2 separate regions of the Mus musculus genome follow, and region 1 is linked to region 2. A link is a loop called in an ENCODE intact Hi-C map of the cell type or tissue named here. Cell type or tissue: left cerebral cortex. All regions are shown on one strand. Each heading gives the region's core, and the rest is flanking DNA. Links, peaks and the distances in the headings are about the cores only.

What was found. Hi-C counts contacts between places; a loop is a spot of excess contacts. Peaks named below come from ENCODE experiments on the same cell type or tissue, not always from the same donor. Only the 100,000 strongest peaks of a DNase experiment are listed, where the experiment ranks them.
Region 1: it touches region 2 in a loop (3-fold over the local background); 3 of 42 quality-filtered maps call a loop at or near these places.

Annotation. Positions count from the first base shown.
Region 1 is chr8:81,338,328-81,344,620 of GRCm38, forward strand. Gm51582 reads right to left here and starts at 4,326. Exons shown (of 2, transcript XM_030243908.1): 1 at 3,927-4,326. The coding sequence starts at 4,315. It overlaps Inpp4b (inositol polyphosphate-4-phosphatase, type II), which reads left to right and starts at 4,235. Exons shown (of 25, transcript NM_001024617.3): 1 at 4,235-4,470. In left cerebral cortex, for the core only: a CTCF peak has its summit at 3,333 (motif pointing right); DNase peaks (open chromatin) are centred at 3,460, 4,196 and 5,457; H3K4me3 peaks cover 1,659 bases; H3K27ac peaks cover 912 bases.
Region 2 is chr8:82,685,666-82,693,896 of GRCm38, forward strand. No RefSeq gene overlaps it. Among named protein-coding and RNA genes, the nearest start is that of Zfp330, 84 kb to the right of the region's middle. In left cerebral cortex, for the core only: a CTCF peak has its summit at 3,902 (motif pointing left); a DNase peak (open chromatin) is centred at 3,854.

The DNA.
Region 1 (6,293 bases), core at 1,294-6,293, 1.3 Mb before region 2:
TCTCAACTGACCACCTTTTACAGCCAGGCAAAGCTTTCGTTGGTGGGATCAGAGTGCATGCAATTAAGCTATTGGCTAAGGGGTTCCCATGGAAATCACCAAACATCCCGAGCTATTGCTAAGACAAAAGGCTGCTTTCCACCAAGTGACAGCAGGGCCCCATTGCTGAGGACAACACCCACACAACTCATTGAACATGGAAAAGTCAAGCTGGTGTATATCTGGAACCCTCACTTGTATGCTCTAGTCTCTTTAGCATGGAAGAGTGCTCTGCAGGCTACTGAAAGAGAAATATGAACACCAATCCAGCCACAGAACTCCTGACCTATAATCTGTCCTGCCTAGTAGCCTATCAATGTGTGATCTGATCTGTGACCCACTTCACGAAAAGGAACCCATGCCCAACACAGTTCAAGTGACCAAGAACCAAAAACTAGATAGTGAAGAGATCTGGGGTAAATTAAAATATTACTGGAAAAAATCAATAAAATGATTTCTAATGATATACTTGTAGATAAATGTCTTACCCAGTCATCATCAGAGAGGCTTCATCTGACAGCATATGGGAATGAATGCAGAGAGCCACAGCCAGACATTATGCAGAGAGAGTGTCTACGTTGGAGGTCTCCATCAAATCCCTTCCCTCAGAGGCAGAGAACATGGAGGACACCAGGAGAAAAGGCCCTTGGAATGAACCAAGTAAGGCACACATGAGCTCACAGAGACTGAAGCAGCAAGCATAGGGCCTGCAATAGGTCTTTTGCATGTATACTATAGCTATTAACTTAGTATTTTTATGGGACATGTTACTGTGATAATGAGTGAGTCTCTGACTCTGGTACCTGCTCTTGGGACTCTTTTCCTTCTGTTGGGTTGCTGTGTCCAAGTTTGATATGGTAGTTTTTTCTTCATCTTATTGTATTTTATTTTGTAATGTTTGGTGGTTGTCTCTTAGAAGTCTATCTTTCCTAATGAAAGACAGAAAGGGAGTGGATACAGTGGGGAAGAGCTGAGAGGAGTAGAGAGAGGGTAAACTATAATCAGGATATGATTAAAGGTATGAGTAAAGAATTTCTTTTCCATACAAGAGAAAAAAAATGGGCAAAACCAAAGACTTGCTTTGCTGAGTATCATAAACATGAATGGATAATTATGGTTAAGGACAAAGTCCCATACCACACATTTCAGAAGAAATTTTGAATGGCAAAAAATTGTTAGAGTAGAGATGCTCACAGATGGCCTCTCTAAAGATAATGAATATATGTATGGAAAGTGAGCAAACTACCTTATTGCATAGGAGGTGTGATACCAGACTCATGGCCGCTGGCTTGATTTTATTGCTTTAGAGAGCATGCTAACTCTTGGGAGTCACCTTTAACTTTTGACTCTATAAAGGTATATCAAAAGGAAATGAGAAACTATTCTGTCCTTCCCTGGCAAATGGAGTTTCATTTCAGCAGCAGAAGTGGCTGAAACTCCAGGGCTGTGAAAGCAGAGGTTGAATGAATTTAAGCCACAGAAGCACTGGCATCTTCCAGACCTAAGCAGGGGAAGTAACAGCAAATAACCAAAATAGGTACATAGCAGGCTGATGGAAATCTCTATAATGCTGTGTGGTACACAGGTCTGATAGAGCACTCCCCTCCTTTTATTTTAAACTTTCCAGTTGAGTTACATATATATGCCACATCCTTCTGTGAAGGAGATTGGTCAGAATGACCTGTGTCTGAATTTTAATCACACTGGGGCTTTTGAGGGGCGCCTTACTTTGAGTGTTCCTGTCCAGTCAGTAACTCTGCTTGACAACTCTATTTTAGAGGGAACAATTTTCTGATTCTGATGCTTCTATGGCAGCATCTAACCTCATTGTCTAAGAGCTCCATCTTCCTTTTGCACTATTTTTTTTTCCTCTGAGGCCAGGGAACAGATGCATAAGTCCTAGTGAGGTGAAGCTCTGGAGCTCCGGTTTCATTGTCTTCCATTCTGTGTATTTTTCTGGGCTGAACTTCTGCCAGCAGATGATCTGCACCATTTTTTCCAGTAGATTGCATGAAGATGGCTGGCAACTGCATGTTACAGGTGCATAGCCAACACCTCAAGAGTGACAGGGTCTAATGGACAAGTTGGTCCTCAAAATCCCACTTTTCCCCCTTCAGTTCACCTATGATGACATAATGGCTGAGCAGAACAGAAATGAATTGGAGAGAAAGCAAGGGAGGACTTTGGGGACTAGGGTGAGAGGAAGGCAACCCAGCTTCTAACCCACAGGGTTTTGAGTCAGTCTCTAAGCACTTGTTGGAGCCATGGTGTATTCAATACTACTCCAAGCTCTGGGAGTGTAGAGGCTAAAGAAAGTATCTGAAAACCAAACTAAGCAAACATCTAACCAAACCAAACCAAACTAACCAACCCAACCAAACAAATCCAACCAAGCAACTAGCCAACCCAAACCAATCAATCAACTAAACCAGTCAACTAGCCAACCAAACCAACCAATCAATCAACCAACCAATGAACTAACCAACTAACAAACTAATCAAATGAACTAACCAACCAAACCAGACAACCGACCAACAGAACTAATTCAACCAACCTATCAGCCAACTAACCAACCCAACCAACTAAACTAACCCACTAGCCAAACAAACTAATCATTCAAGCTAGCTAACTGACCAAAGGAATCAATCCTAACAACTTACCAACCAGCCAAACCAAGCAACCAACCAAACCAATCAACTAACCAAACTAACCATCCAAACCAGCTAACCAACCAACTTAACCAACTCAACCAACCTATCAAACAAGCAACCTAACCAATCCACCCACCCACTCAATTACCCACCCACTAACCAACTCAGCCACCAACCAACCCAAACCAACCAACCAACCAACCAACCAACCAACCCAATCAACCAACGGAACCAACCAAAGACACCCTCACACCACCACTAGCACCCCGCCCCCACACACATAAATTTAAACCATCAAACTCCCTGCCCTCATCAACAAAGATAATATCTAGTAGCAAATACTTGGGAAGTAAATGGATGTCTCGATTCAGGCAGTGACAGCAGGGGTGACAGCTGGGGGCAGACACAGCTTCCCATTTTGTAATACTGTAATACTGTTAAGCACTGCCTTAACCCAAATTGATTTCACTGACTTTAAGATTCCAGGCTCTTTGTGTGACAAATGTCACACTTGTGTACACGCGTTTTTACTTTATTTAGAGTGCCAGTTTAAAGGGTTGCAAGGAAGAAAAAGGACTAGTGTGCCTTTGTGGGTAAGCTCTGAGAAGAATTACCTCTGAGCAGAGTGGACAAAACCTCTCTAGGAAAGCCGCCAGGTGGCACCTGTAAGGCGCAGATGGAGAGAGTCATTTGCCCCACCCCCACAGGCCGGACTATCCAGACTACCCCTCACCCCTCGGGTTTGTTCGCGAGGAAGTGGGGGAGTTTCAGTCTCTTTCCAGACAGCGTGATTACACACCAAAATTTTCTGACACCTCAAACACACCGAGGGCGGATTGTCTCCACACAACCAGGCTGTCAAAGGCATGAGCCTGGTGGTTGGGAACACTTAGGCACTCTGCAAGGTGGGGAGTGGCTGTGGGCTGCCCCTGTGCCCAGGTCTGCTCAGTCTGGGTCTAGGGGAAAACACTGGCAAGGGAGAAGCAGTTCTCAGGACCGTGACACGCAGAAGTCACCAGAACGTGGGACAGCGCTTCACACTCCTCTAACGCCCAATCCTCCTCCCAGGGACAGTCAGTGGGGACTAGTCTGAGCTACCTTCTCACATCCTTTTACATTTCCGCCTTCTGCAGTCTCTTCTCCTGTCCGGGTCGCATTGTGATTGCCTTGCCCCCCCCCCCCCCCGCCCCGCGCGCTTCGCCCCTGTGATCCCGCACCCCAGGATTGGCAGCTGACCCCAGAGACAGCAGAGTCTGAGTGGTGGGTGTCAGTAAACAGAAGCAGCGTGTTGTGGTCATTTCGAGCTGTGCGGTCGGGCCACCAACTCCATCTGTGGCAGGGAGGCGAGCTGCACCAGTTGCGAGACTGCTGCTGTTCCTCTTTGGTGGCTGGTTGGTGACATTGGGAGGAGACCGCTCCGAGGGAGTGAGCCTAAGACGAGGAGGAAGAGAGGCAGGGCGTTGGGGGTGGGGACGTGGCGACAGTGCCAGGGGGCGTGTGAGCTGCGGGCGAGGAGCAACTTCTCCCGGGCGCGCGCTGCGGGGCGGCGGGCGGAGCGTGAGCTGCCAGCCCAGAGCAGGGAGCGGGGAGCGGGGAGGCTCGGCCCGCGCCCTGCACGCTACCATCCTCCGGGTTCCCAGCCCCGGGTGCTGAGCTCGCCGCTATAAATAGCAGGTTACAGCTTCTGCTTGGGCGCACACGCTTTCACTGGAGAACGCAGGAAAGTCATCCTGAAAAGTGTCTGCCGCTGCTATCGCCCCCTACTCAGCCTCTGCAAGAGGTAACATCCTGCCTGGGATCCTGGGGCTCGGGAGGGAATTTTGCAGGGTGCGGAGGGTGAGGATGGGTGAATCCATAGGCTGTAGTCGTGCGCATCGGACAGTTCAGGGTGGTGGTGGTGGGGAGTACGTCCTGCCTGAGAGACAGCTGGTGTGTTTCTTATCAAGTTTCCCAGCTTGCAGCCAAGATCGTCCCTTCAGCCTTGCTTCCCAGGGACCCTGGCTGCTGGTGGTACCCCTGTGACCCTGATTACTGTCTAGTGGAGCTCGCTTGGTCTGGGGTGAACACCACACACACACACACACACACACACACACACACACACACACACGCACACACATATGAGTTCCAACTCCCAGGTGACACTGAGTTCTGGCCCAGCTTATGGTCCCTTTGAGCTGTTCTTAAAAGGTGCTGCAGCGACCTGGAGTGCTTAGGGACTGCTTCTCAACCCTAGTCCCAGTCACTGGCTGTCTCCTGCTTCAGAGGAAGTGGTCCTGGTCCTTAGAACAAGGAAGGCATGCTGGGGTTGCAGTTGCCTAAAGAGCTCTCTTTTCATGGCTATCTCCAGCCCCACCTTCAGCAACTCCTGCCCTCTCCGTCCCCCCAACACCACCCCCCCAAGTCAGGCCTGTTACCCCTAGGCTACCTTCATGTTCTACCTACCCCAAAGAGAAGTCAAGAAAGAGTTAGAAAATCAGGGCTTCAAAGTAAGAGTGGGTGATGAGAGGCTCCTCTGGAGTCTCAAATTTGCACTACAGCCTACTTGAGCTTATCTGGCCCCTCTAGCAGGACAAGGGTCCTGAGCAAACCCAGGAGCCTGCTGCTAGTATGGACTTTCAGGCTTGCAACTGGCTAGCTCTAGGTGATGCGAGAACCAGAGGCACCGGTGTTTGCCCCTCTCCACCTTTGATTTTGCTTCCCTCAGGGGAGGTGGTTTCTGCCCCAGAGGACACCCAGAGGTTTCTGTTTGGAGACAGAAGCTTTATAGGTAGGGATGTGCATATTGATGAGATAGTTGCAGCCACACAAAACTTATTGGAAAAACCCCAGAGGAGAGAGAGGCAGCAGTGCTGTTAGGGGACCGAGGTTTGTTAAGGGAAAGGATGCTCAGTTGATTATGTGGTTCCTGCAGCGTCAACTTACCAGGGAAACCCTGCGGGACATTCAGTCACGCTGGTCTAAATGATGTAGAATGTCTTCTTTGTTCATCTTACTTTATGTTTTTCTTTCTCCTGATTCTGGCTTCCTTGCTCTTTCCAAAATGACATTTGAGGTCATTATGTGGGTATTACATTTTGCTTACATTTCCCTTCAGTCTGAAAGAAGTTATTTATAAAGGTGTAGCTCTATAAAATACATGAAAGAGCAGAAGACAGGGATGAGTTCATCTCTCCTATGATGGGCACTAGGTGGCCCCTTTTATAGGTGTACATCTACATTTAGAGGACTTGTTCGCACAGAAATTTTCTTAGTGAGTTCTGGAATCAGAATGTTATCAATCTGACTTGGTTCAGAGACTCAGCAAGAGAGTGGCTGCCTGATGCTGTGTTAAAGGTAGAGTTAGGAGAGGTTTGGACAAGTGGGTACTGTCAGCTTACTCGGTGTGGGAGGAAATACATTAGCTCATGTTCTTTGGGATATACTCCAGGGAAACATTGACATGAAATCACAGTAATTGATCAGTGCCTCTGGGCTCAGCACATGGGCCTTAAACTCAAACCTGTAGGAGTTGCACTAAGTTAAAATGCTTCTGCAGAAAAATAAAGGAGAGAAAGAAAGAAAGAAGGAAATAAAGGAAGGAAGGAAAAAGGGGGCGTTTTA
Region 2 (8,231 bases), core at 1,778-6,777:
GTTGCATTCCCATAGAGTTTAAATTACTTGGTTTGAGTTGTTTAAAGCTCTCAAGGTGGCATGGCTATGTAGCCCAGTCTGCCTACTGTGGATATATCCTCCATCTGGCAGAAGTTTGAGCAAATTCTTCACAACCCTCCAGTGAGGAACCTTCTGCCCATTATGTTGTAAATATGGTTTCTGATTAGCAATCCAACTATCCCAGCTCTTGAAGAGACCAGTCCTCCATTTTCTTTTGTGGTCACAGCAGTTTGGGTACCCAAACTCACGTGACTGGAGTGGCAGTGAGGTAGCAGGGAACCCAGTCTTTCTGCTCACCATGTTCCACTCATGTGTTCCTCACATTATTCTGATTTGTGTAGGCTGGACCTAGAAGAAACAACAAACTAATAATTTGCTTAGTTAGGGGAGTGTCTTTGAACTTCTTGGGCCAAGTTTGTGGTCAAAGCTGCAATCCCAGAGGAAGTAGCAGATGTTGAGCTCTCGTAAGTGAGGCTCCTTCTGGACATCTTCATGTTGACAGCGCTCCAATGTTCTGTCTCCCATGGATAATTCACAGCCTACAGTCCATAACAGCCTCCGTTTAAGTTTGTAGACTTGAGAAATGCTATTAATGTAATTGAAATCAGTGTGATATTTCACATGTGCATGTACTGCACATGTGTTAAATCTTACCCCCTTCTCCATATCTCCTTTTGTAAATCCCCATCCCCTAGACCACAGCCGACTGATGGAACCTCTGGCTGAACGTTTGCTGAAGTTTCCAAGTCCTGCTCCTGTGCACTTGACCTTTGATGGTTCTGTCCAATGTTGATCCCAGTCAGCCCTATTTGAGCTCTATGAGGTTTGTTAGTTAAAGCAAAGCTTCCAGTGCAGAAATCACATAGCAGAGACCTCACGGGGTTTCACATGAAGCTTCTTCCCTCCGTGGGTCACTTAAGCCAGAGCGAGGTGCAACAGAAAGAGACCAAGGAGAGGGAGAAGCAGAGGTGGAGCTTGGACCATAGAAGGGCCTAGAAAGCTCAAGTGAAGCCTTTGCGATTTATTCCAGTTGCCTGGGGCATATAGGGAAAAGTCAGCAAAGAGTAAAATGATATGACCCAGGCTTCGTGGGAAGAGTGAACAGGCATCTGACACACACCTGCAATTCCAGCAGTCGGGAGACTGAGGCAAGGTCTTAGGTGTAATGCCAGCTGGATTCAAGAGCAGCCTGGCCTGCAAAAGACAGAGGAAATATTTTTCTGGCTCACACTGGTCTGAAGAGCATGTCTTCTATATTTCCTACAAATCTATAAGACACTTAGCACCTCCTACCATAGCCTACTCAATCCTAAGACAGGTACAGTAAGTACATGGGACTTACCAGGTCTTCATTAGAACAGCAAGAGTTTCAGTAACGAAACAAATAATGCTCTAATGATGTAAGAATAGCCAAGTAAGGGAGAACTGCTGCTCAAAGCTTTGCCTGGAAAGTCTGTGAGGTCTCCCTTCTGTCCAGCACTGGCAGGGACTCCAGTGGTTGTTGTCTTAAGTACCTACTTCCTCCCCTTTTCAGAGGACAGTTTGACCTATTGTACCTACTAAAATTTTAAGTGCTCATTAGATTTGACCTCGAAATTTTACCTCCAGCGTACTCCCTACAGAAACAGTTAAGTCTGTACAAACTTGTAAGTACCATAGCATTGACTTCCAGTTTCCGTAATAGTGGAAATTGAAAATCTAATTATCTCTTATTAGTATAATAGTTAATTCGTTGAGACTGATATTACAGCTTGAATACAATATCTAAGATATACCAGTTTGAACTCTTGGAAGCAAGAGTATTATGGATCAGTGAAAAGGAAATTAGAAACTAGTTTTGAGATAATATGTGTTCTAAGATCCCTCTCCCAGAGAAGATGAGTGTTTCTTTTATGTGAAACCATGCTTACAAATACCTACGATATCATAGTCACACTCTACAGAGGTAGCCTTGGAACATGGGGAGCAATGAAGGAGAGTAGCAAATAAAAGGAAATCACCAGATTGAAAGCACTCTGTGACTTTTTTCTAATAAAAGTACACCTGGCTATTTGATAAGTGACTTTGTGGGGGGTATTTTTGTAGTTTGGTTTAGTTTTGTTTTTGTTTGTTTTGTTTTTTGAGACAGGCTCTCATGTGTCCCAGGTTGTCCCTGGACATAGCATATAGCCAAGAATGACCTTGAACTTCTGACCCTCCTGCCTCTGCTACCGGAGTACTGGGGTTGGAGTTGAATTCTTCCACAACTTGGTTTATGTAAAGCTATGAGTCAGACCCAGGTCTTTGTGCAAATTAGGCAACTGCTCTCACAACTGGGCTCCATCTCCTCTTCCCCTACTCGAGAGTGCACACACACACACACACACACACACACACACACACACACACACAGCAGCAGCAGCAGCAGCAGCTATATGTGAGTTTAAAAATGAGAGAGAAGGGAAGGAAGGAAGGAAGGAAGGAAGGAAGGAAGGAAGGAAGGAAGGAAGGAAGGAAGGAAGGAAGGAAGGAAGGAAGGAAGGAAGGAAGGAAGGGAGGGGAGGGGAAGGGAAGGGAAGGGAAGGGAAAGGAAGGAGGGGGAGGGAGAAAGGAAAAGGGAGGGAGAGAGAGAGAGAGAGAGAGAGAGAGAGAGAGAGAGAGAGAGAAGAAAACCTTTAAGAAATTTATGAATTTCTTGGGCAAATGGATGTATCTGCAGGATATCATTCTAAGTGAGGTAACCCAATCACAAAAGAAGTCACTTGATATATACTCACTAATGCCCAAAAACCTAGAATACCCAAGATACAACTTCCAAAACACAAGAAAATCAAGAAGGAAGACCAACTCGTGGATACTTCATTCCTCCCTAGAATAGAAAATAAAATATCCATAGAAGGAGTTGCAGGGACAAAGTTTAGACCTAAGACAAAAGGATGGACCATCCAGAGACTGCCCCACCCAGGGGTCCATCCCATAATCAGCCACCAAATGCAGACACTATTGGATATGCCAGCAAGATTTTGCTGAAAGGACCCTGATATAGCTGTCTCCGATGAGGCTTTGCCAGTGCCTGGCAAATACAGAAGTGGATGCTCACAGTCATCTAGAGCTAGAGAAAGTACCCAAGAGCTGAAGGGGTCTGCAACCCTATAGGTGGAACAACAATATGAACTAATCAGCATCCCCAGAACTCGTGTCTCTAGCTGCATATGTAGCAGAAGATGGCCATCATTGGGAAGAGAGGCCCCTTGGTCTAGCAAACTTTATATGCCCCAGTACAGGGGAATGCCAGGGCCAAGAAGTGGGAGTGTATGGGTAGGGGAGCAGGACTGGGGGAGGGTATAGGGGACTTTTGGGATAGCATTTGAAATGTAAATGAAGAAAATATAAAAATAAAAATAAATAAAAAAATAAAAATAAATAAAAATAAAAAAGAAAAGAAATATGCCCAGCCTGAATGTTATCTATTCTAAACTCTACTTGTGAACTAGTTGCTATTCCAGTTTCCTTAGTTCCTGAATCTACCATTGTTCAAGCCCTAACAATCTTGTGCTTCCACAGTGCCCTGCCGGGGTCCCTGCATGCTGCACATCTGATCTCTGGGTAAACTGTTGTTTTGTCTTGTACCCACCCAGATGCTATGTCCCAGATGTCATCAATGTAAATTATTTCATTGGTCTCCTGGGCAGCCAGGACCCTAAAAGGTTTGGTGGAATTATAGGAAACTGGATGTTTAACAGGATTCGCCATGCTTGAATGGAGCTGCAGTCATAACCACTTTTCCCACAGAGCATAGGTGTCAAGGACTGACTCTGGCAGCCATCCCTCTCCCTAAATGGCTCCAGGTTTGTTTCCTCTGCCTCAATACAAGCAAACAGTGCCCTCTTCTGACAGGCAGCAGAACTCTATGGAGCAACAACTTTGAGGATTATCACTAGGTTCTGAATCTAACACAGCAAGCCGAAGACACTGCAAAATAGTGTTCACCAGTAAGGGACTCATGTGTAGAAAAAGCTGATGCTCTCATTCTGCCATGGATCCATGTCCCGAGTTTACAAGGATTGAGAAAAGATGGTGAAGATCTTTTTGCAATTTGTTGGTTTCCTTTTTGTCCTATTGACAGTGTCCTTCGACTTACAGAAGCTTTGCAAATTTATGTGGTCCCACTTACAGATTCATTAGCTTAGAGCATAAGCCATTGGTGTTCGGTTCAGGAAACTTTCCCCTGTTTTCATGTGTTCAAGGGTCTTCCCCACCATCTCCTCTATTAGACTCAGTGTATCTGATTTTATGTGGAGGTCCTTGATCCACTTGGACTTGAGCTTTGTACAGGGAGATAAGAATGGATTAATTTGCATTTTTCTACATGCTGATCTCGAGTTGAACCAGCACCATTCCGACTGGATGGTTTTAGCTTCTTTGTCAAAGATCAAGTGTGTTGGTTCTTTTCAGGGTCTCCAATTCTATTCCATTGATCTACCTGCCTGTCTCTATACCAATATCACGCAGTTTTTATCACTATTGCTCTATAGTACAGCTTGAGGTCGATAAAGATGACTCTGCCAAATGTTCTTTTATTGTTGAGAGTAGTTTTTGCTATCCTGGGTTTTTTTGTTATTCCAAATGAATTTGATAGGGCTAATATCCAATATATACAAAGAACTCAACAATTTGGACTCCAGAGAACCAGATAACCCTATTAAAAATGGGGAACAGAGCTAAACAGAGATTTCTCAACTGAGGAAACTTGAATGACCAAGAAGCACCTAAAGAAATGTTAAACATCCTTAGTCACCAAGGAAATGCAAATCAAAACAACCCTGAGATTCCACCTCACACCAATCAGAATGGCTAAGATCAAAAACTCAGGTGACAGCAGATGCTGGCAAGGATGTGGAGAAAGAGAAACACTCCTCCATTGTTGGTGGGATTGCAAGCTGGTACAACCACTCTGGAAATCAGTCTGGCGGTTCCTCAGAAAATAGACATAGTGCTACCTAAGGACCCAGCTATGCCACTCCTGAGCATATACACAGAAGATGCTCCAACATATATTAACTACACATACTCCACTATGATCAGAGCAGTCATATTTACAATAGCCAGATGTCCCTCAACAGAGGAGTGGATACAAAAAATGTAGTACATTTACACAATGGAATTCTACTCAGCTATTAAAAACAATGACATCATGAAATTCTCAGGCAAATGGATGGATCTAGAAAATATCATCCTGAGTGAGGTTACTCAGCCACAAAAGACCACAAATGGTATATACACACTGATAAGTGGGTATTAGACAAAGTGTGGAATACTCAGGATAAAACTCACAGAATGTATGAATCTCAAGACGAAGGAAGACCAAAGAGTGGATGCTTCAGTCTTACTTAGAAGTAGAACAAAATAATCAAGGGAAGTAGACAGTGGCAGGGACTCGGGAGGAAGAGAGGTGGGTGTGAGGAAAAAGAGGGGCAAAATCAGGTATGAGAGGAGATGGAGGAGATGTACAGAGGGCCAGGAAATTGAACAGAGGTGTATAGCAATGGGGGATGGGAAACTCGGGGTAGCCACCAGCAAGTCCCAGATGCCAGGAAAGTCACAGGCTCCCAGGACCCAACAGGAATGGCATTAGCCAAAATGTCCAACAAAGGAGAGGGAAAACCCTGTAGAGACCATATCCAGAGGTTAGTCATGGCCCTCCGTATGAGGGATGGGGCTACTGACCCATCTCCAAAATTTTAACACACAATTGCTCCTGTCTAATAGCAATACAGGGACAAAGAGTAGAGCAGAAAATGAAGGAAAGGCCATCCAGAGATTGCCCCCGAGGATCCATCCCACATGTAGACACCAAACCCAGACACTATTGCTTATACCAAGAAGTGCTTGCTGAGTATAAAAATAAATTAAATAGTATAAATTAAAATAGTATAAAAATAAATTAAAAAGATAAAATAGAAAGAAAAGATGGTGAAGACCCAAACAACAGGATAGGTCCCATTTATCAAACTGACAGCGAAAAATAATTAAAGAGTTTAAGTTTCTACCACTATGACACAGAGGAAATAACACCATGGTGTGGAAGATCAGCTCCAGCTTCCTGAGCAGCAGTCTGGAAGCAGACTTTGTTATTATTGTTGTTATTTATTATTATTTCTGTAAAGCTCTTTACTATATGTCATCCAGTAATGATACACTTGGGGACATTTCCAGGAAAACAGTCCCAAAGAAAACAAAGCAGTTGATATAAAGAGGCTTAGAGCTGTGACATATTTTATTTTTATAGAGTGGGAAACTGGGAAGAATTCGAGTGGTACACGGTAAAGGAAGGCTTCCCCAGTGGTCAGTGCCATACTACAGTGGTCCTCTGCCACAGAGTCAGTAAGAATGGTGATTCCATGACTGACAGCAGACACAAACCATGTGAATGGAGATTACCGAATGCTGTTCCCATTCTGACTGTAACCCAAGTATGTTGGGCTTTAAGCTAAATAATGAAAGTTCAGCATCCGTACTCATTTTCAATGCTGTGCGGTACTGAGCATCAAGAAGAGAGGTGAGAAAATGACTCAGGTATTGCTGTCTGCCTTCTCCCTCACTGCCTTATTTGAAGTGAGTGTCCTTTCTCTGTTTGGTGTTTGGGACGTCTCACCAATAACTTGTAAAGCCAAAGCGTGTCACTCACTAAAGTCTAGAAAAGAAAAGAGCCAGAGAGAGGAATGAAACTCTCCTTTTAACGTATAACTTCCCACTTCTGGCTCATAAAGACACATATTTGAGAAAATTCTAGGTCCATTTGTCATTATTTAAAATCTCTAATTAAAGGCTGAAAATCCATGTTTACCCAGAAGGTTCAGTAATATAAAACATCAATCCAAAATTGACCAAGTTTCTAGGATTCCTAATAACAGCTTTGCCCTAGACCCCACATCAGGCATCTAAGCAGAAACATTGAGCCTTTGTCATCAATTGTTACTGACAATTCATTAAGACCTTGGTCTCCTAGGCCTCATTTGCCAGAGATTTTGTGTAAGTCTAGCCAAACAAGGCATGAGTTCCATTATCTTCACAACCATGGAGGCCTTCAGGGGCAGCAGGACCCTGAATCAAGGTAAGTAAAAGTATAGGCAATAGTGTGGTTTCTGAATGATCTGGCTTGAGTCTCAGCAAATCAATCTCCTTGGAGCTATCAGACACTATATTACAAAATCAGATCCCAAGAATCCTTCCCATCCCTTTTACCAACCCACAGACTGAAACGGTGCCATCTGTCACTTAGACATCTATGATGGCTTCACCAGTCTGCATCCTCATTCCATTCATCATGGGCAGCAGGCACAGTGCCTGGAAGCCCAGTCTCCTCCCAGACTGGATAATGATTTCACGGCCTTCCATACCCTCACTCCTAGCTTCTTCTCTAGCCCCATCATCTCTAACCTCTCCCTGCTCTGCCTCGGGCACACTGACCTCATGGCTAAGTGTGCTCTGAACTCTGAACCGTGTACTATCTAATCCCTTTCACAGATGCTGCCCTATTGAACATACCCTGCTCATGTTGGCATTTCTTAGTCAGCTTGAGAGACTTCTCTTTCCCTTCCTGGCACTCACTGACTTCTGGCTTCTTTCCAGTGCTCACTGCATCACTCATGGTGTACTTAACTATATCTTCACAAAAGCAGGGAGTGTATCACTTTTCTGAATTTCCAATACTGGATAGATGGATACAAGAATGGATGGAAGCATGCACAGATCTGTGGATTTGTGGACGGAAGGAAGGAAGGATGAATGAATCTATATGAAGGAGGGATGGATGGAGGAACTTCGGCTGTGGAGATCCTCAGCTGTGCACACCTTTATGCAAGTAATCTTTGCTATGGAAAGTTCCAGAAGGGAAAACCATCCAGAAAGCAATTCTCTGTCAATCATCCTAGTAAATTGTCTGAAAAGAAGCTAGAAGGGAGCATCTAAACACTCCATACACTTTCAGCTTCCAATCACTCGTTAGAGGACTCTCTGGTCACAGCTACTCTAACCTCTAACAGTGAATGTTGGGGCTGGTTGTTGTTTTTATTAATTGGGAGCTGTGTTGTATGCAATCTTTGTGTAGAGTCTGGTCTTAAGTTCTTAACAACTCCTGTGGGATCCAGAGTATTGTATCTCGTTCTTTATTTCTTGTGCACCTGCAATAGAACTACATTGCTGGAGACCCTGAAATAGTGCCTTGTCCC